Regions from separate parts of the Mus musculus genome. Here region 1 is linked to region 2. The links are chromatin loops, found by intact Hi-C in ENCODE. Cell type or tissue: left cerebral cortex. All regions are shown on one strand.

Region 1 (2,500 bases), 430 kb before region 2:
TTTGGGCTACACAGTGAGAGTGCATCTAAGATAAATTAAGAGAAGGCAGTAGGCTATGAGCTGGCCTTACACCGTGCTTCCCCTTCCCCTGTGTCTAAGGAAGCTACCTGCTCAACTAATAATACTCTTTTCCTTCCCCAAGATGAAATGTGGCAACTGTGGTGAGATTTCAGAGAAGTGGCAATACATCCGGCTGATGGTAATGGTCCCTACCACATGCTCCTGGGCAGAAAATTGGGGAAATTGGATTTCATCTTTCTTTCCTTTAGCCACTTGGGGGGGGGGGCACGGCAGGTGTTGAGAGAGCACCAATGTGACCCTCGCAGGGAACAACAGACATCTTTGAGGCAGAGTTCAAAATCAAGAGGGACTTTTTTTCTCAACCAGGGGAAGACTCCTTAGGCTTCTGCCCCACCCAGGGGATTGAATCCAGGGCTTTGCATATCTCTACTACTACTCTACTGAGCATGCTCTACTACTGAGCTCTCCTCAACCCTCTTGTCACTTGTCAGCAAGTGACTCACTTCTGTGGTCTTAGTCTGTTCCACTGGATGAGGTGGTGGGATGAGATCTCTCTGGGACCCTTACGTCTAGCTGTTACATGACTAGAAATTCTGTTTGCTTCTTGTCAGGACAGCGTGGCGCTGAAAGGAGGCCGAGGCAGTGCCTCCATGGTCCAGAAGTGCAAGCTATGTGCACGGGAAAACTCTATTGGTAGGTCGGGTGCTGCCTACCAGGCTCTTCCAGGGTGACTGGAAGCAGGCTTGTGTTGTCAAGGGGTGGACCTAGGTGTGAAATACTAAAACCTGTGCAGGTCTCTCTCTTTCCCAGGCTGTGTCTGGGCACCTGAGTGGAGTCTGGGTAGAGATTCAAGTCAACTTTTCCTTTTTATATTTCAGACATTTTGAGCAGCACCATCAAGGCTTACAACGTAAGTTTCCTGCTGTAGTGTCAGGGATGGTGGGATTAAATCTGAACTGATGGCTAGGAGTGGGGTCGAGAGTAGCTGCATCAGAGTGGCCTGCCCCTGGACATGGTCCCATGTATTTAACTCTTTGTTTTGCTTAAGACTAGGTCTCACTAGGTAGCCCAGGCTTGGCTCAAACTCATACTCCTGTTTCAGCCTCCTGAATGCTGAGAGGCCAGGTACTTGACACCACGTCTCCTGCGTATTTACTCTCTCATGCACCAACTCAGTGCTCACTTGCTCCGTATCTTTTGTCCACCATATCCACATCATCCACTGGGTAATACTGCAGTTTCCTCCTAAAAGTACACAGGATGACAGTCTGGGCAGTCTGAGCCCAGGGGTGAGGTAGGCAGGGCTCCTGGCTATCCACCTCCCAAGAGGTGCGCTCTCCATACACCCAGCCTTCCTCATGACATGGTGGATGTTTGGTTTCTGTTTTGTTTGTTTGTTTGTTTGTTTGTTTGTTTATTTGGTTTTTTGAGACAGGGTTTCTATGTATACAGCATTTTGCCTGCATGTATGCCTATAGGCCAGAAGAGGGCACCAGATCTCATTATAGATAGTTATGAGCTACCATCTCTAACAACCACTGGAAATTGAACCTCTGAGCCATCTCTCCAGCCTGACATGGTGGCTGGTTATCCAAAGGCCATGGTGTGCTTACTGGGACCATGTGGACGGTCTAGAGCCCTTGTAACTTAGCATTCTTGTCTTCTTGGTCACTTACCATTCATTGACCCAGTGCTTGGCTCTCAGTGCATGATTCAGATCCTTACAGTAAGTAGGCCGGGTTTCCTCTGCTCTGCTGACATGCAGGAAGGTTGACCAAGGATCCTCACTCTTCTGCACAACCTGTGTCTACAGAGGTCCTCTCTGGAGCAGTACCCAAGACAGGCGTTTTGTTTTTATAAAGGGCTAACTTGTTCTGGGTCCTGTTCTAGGCTCAGTGGTGTAGTTAGGGCCCACAAGGTAGAAAGGGCAGAGGGCATTGGAGGAGGTGGTCTCCATTGGTCCTGCCTCCTCAATACACTTCCTTTCCAGGCTGAAGACAATGAGAAGTTCAAGACGATAGTGGAGTTTGAGTGCCGGGGCCTTGAACCAGTTGACTTCCAGCCCCAGGTATGTGGCTTTAAGGCTCTCTGGGGTGGGGATGAAGCAAGCGAACTTTGCTTCTTACAGAGACTGAAATAGGAATTCTCCATCTTGCTTTTCCCTTCTTGTTCTAGCACTGAGCTACAACACAAATCAGGAAGTCTATGAATAGTAACTGTCACGTATGAAATGCCTACTGTGTGCTGTGTTCCATGCCCATCACCTTTCTGTGCTACTTCATTTCATCCTCACTGTAACCTAAACAGTGATTCATCCTAGTCTTTAGACAAGGGAACTTCAGAGACTGTAGTGTGCCAGAGTCCGTTAGTAAGCAGGGGCTGGATTTGAACCCAGGTCTGTCTGAATCTTATAGTCAGTGCTCATCCTCTTGTTTGTACATTTTTACTCACAGTAAATCTGTGGGGTAAGTTAGAAAAG
Region 2 (2,500 bases):
GCAATCTTGTTATGTAGCCCAGGTTGGCCTTTAACACACAACTATCTTCCTGTCCCAGCCACCTGAATATAAACATATGCCACTATGCCTGACTGAAATTAATTTTGAACACAAGGGTCTCAACTAGGCATGGTGATACATACCTTTATCCCAGCATTCAGATGCAGAGGCAGGCGGATAGGCAGATAGGCAGATTTCTGCGTTCAAGGAAAGCCTGGGCTACAGAGTGAGTTCTGGGACAGCCGGACTACGGAGAAACCCTGTCTGGAAAATGAGAGAGAGAGAGAGAGAGAGAGAGAGAGAGAGAAGAAGAAGAAGAAGAAGAAGAAGAAGAAGAAGAAGAAGAAGAAGAAGAAGAAGAAGAAGAAGAAGAAAGGATAAGAAGAGAAGAGGGGACAGGAGGGGAGGGGAGGGGAGGGGAGGAGAGGGGAGGGGAGGGGAGGGAAGGGAAGGGAAGGGAAGGGAAGGGAAGGGAAGAGAAGAGAAGAGAAGAGAAGAGAAGAGAAGAGAAGAGAAGAAGTTTCTCTGGCTGGCCTAGAACTTGGTATGCAACTGAGAATGACCTTGAACCCTGACCCCCCTTGCCTCTACCTCAACAAGTGCTAGGATTGCACCATGCCTGTTTTAGGACATGATGAAGACTGAACCCAAGGGACCAGGCAAGTTCTCCAACAGATGAGCTACTTCTTCAGCCTAAATATTATTATTATTTTTTTTTAATAATGGCTTACTGTTTTCCAAGCTATCCTGGAACTCCTGGAGGCCAGGTGGTGTGGCCTCTTCTGAGGCCTGGGCTTGCTCAGTTCTTGGAAACAGAGATTTATGTCTAGTCTCCTGAACTGCCAATGTGAAGCCTGTCATGGAGTCAGCCTGTCTCAGTTATACAGAACAAAGCAAGTAAGCTTCTAGATGTATCCAGTAGGAGTAGGTTAAGGAGGGAGGCTCCAAAGTAAAGGTCAGGCCTTCTCATCCTGGACCATGTATTCTAAGGGCTCCCTCTAGTGATTACAGATATAAACAAGATAAAAAGAACACGGATAGGTGGATGTGGGAGCTTGTATCTGCAACAGTACTCAGTAGGCTGAGGGGGGAGGATTGTCTCAAAGTGAGATTCTATCAAAGGAAAAACAGGAGAAGCCATACATAAAAGTCAGTTTTAGCCAGAGGCTCTGGAGTAACGCAGAGCTTGTGCTATCCTGTGAAAGATGTGTCATGGAACTGCTTTTAAAACCATGAGTCCATTCCCAATCGGCCTTTCCCTTTCTCCTTGCCCCAATAAACCTCTTCGGTAAGATCTGTTGCATCATATGACTTCATAGTGTTCCTTGGCTTCAATCCGCCATGCTGCTGTTCTAAAACTATTATAGTGACCATGTTGTCACTATAATCCCGACCACTGATGTGTTCTAATCATAACTCGCAGTCATATTAATATGGATGATTTTGATGGGTCTACAAAGAATATAGAGATAAGGGCATCCCGTGGCAATTGCACAGATTTATTTATTTCGGTTTTTCCGGCCATATTTGGGACACACAAGGTATTCAAAATGCTTGCCACCCAAATGAACGAATGCTTTCGGAATAGATTTCAAGTTCTGTTTTACGATGCTTCAGAGTACTTGGTGGTGAGCTGCAGCCCAACGCTGTAAGCTTTGGTAAGGCTGGGACCTGAGCTCCCGGCTGTGTCGGCTTTAGAACCGGAACTGAAGAATGTCTGGCTGATCCAGACTACAGGGAGAAAACCATTAAGGGGCAGTATGGCCTCAGATAAACCGACGCAGAAACCTGGGAGAGGGCTGTCCAAAAAGAAGAATAAAAGCCTGGAGGGGTGGGGGGGGTGGGGAGCTACCACCGCAAAGGATGATGGGAAGCGGTAATCGTCTCCTTCCTTCCAACCCGCCCCCGTACTGAGGAGCGCTGACGTCACGCACGCCGCCGGCATGCCCCGCCCCTGGGCTGGCTCACGTAACTGAGGGTGGAGCCACAAAGCGATTTGTGGGAGTCGGAATCATGGCGGGCTTGGTTGACTTCCAGGACGAGGAGCAGGTGAAGTCCTTCCTGGAGAACATGGAGGTGGAGTGTCACTACCAATGCTACCGCGAGAAGGACCCGGAGGGTGAGCGCCAACTGCGCAGCCTGGGACATAGGGGAGGGGAGCGAGCGTGGGGTGCAGTCGTGGTCACGTGGCGGGCCGAGGACGCCTAAGGACCGGGTCAGGGTCACTACGGGCCTGTGGGCGGGAAGTTGTAGTGCATCGGGGGCGGGGCCTGCAGCGGAGGGCGGAGCCCTCAGGCTAGATGCTGTGTAGTCAAGTTTAGGGTGCTAGGACTGGAGGTGTGAGGGTGAAGTAGAACCTCGGTGTACATGTCTTTGAGGGAATCATTTAACATGCAGGAAATAAATGAAATATATGCTAGTAGTAAATGCGAGCCAGAATTGGTTGGCATCTTGCACCTGTAATTCTAGCGTTCGGGAGGCTGAGGAAGGAGGATCACTT

The links. Peaks named below come from ENCODE experiments on the same cell type or tissue, not always from the same donor. Only the 100,000 strongest peaks of a DNase experiment are listed, where the experiment ranks them.
Region 1: a loop joins it to region 2, with 3 times the contacts of the local background. A loop is called at or near these places in 9 of 42 quality-filtered maps.

Annotation. Positions count from the first base shown.
Region 1 is chr4:107,891,323-107,893,822 of GRCm38, forward strand. It overlaps Czib (CXXC motif containing zinc binding protein), which reads left to right. Exons shown (of 8, transcript NM_001347160.1): 3 at 143-199; 4 at 633-714; 5 at 900-931; 6 at 2,012-2,089. Among named protein-coding and RNA genes, the nearest start is that of Czib, 2.7 kb to the left of the region's middle. In left cerebral cortex, a CTCF peak has its summit at 1,508 (motif pointing right); a DNase peak (open chromatin) is centred at 1,602.
Region 2 is chr4:108,326,172-108,328,671 of GRCm38, forward strand. Coa7 (cytochrome c oxidase assembly factor 7) reads left to right here and starts at 1,981. Exons shown (of 3, transcript NM_027250.4): 1 at 1,981-2,119. The coding sequence starts at 2,014. In left cerebral cortex, a CTCF peak has its summit at 989 (motif pointing left); DNase peaks (open chromatin) are centred at 1,120 and 1,970; H3K4me3 peaks cover 1,429 bases; H3K27ac peaks cover 1,787 bases.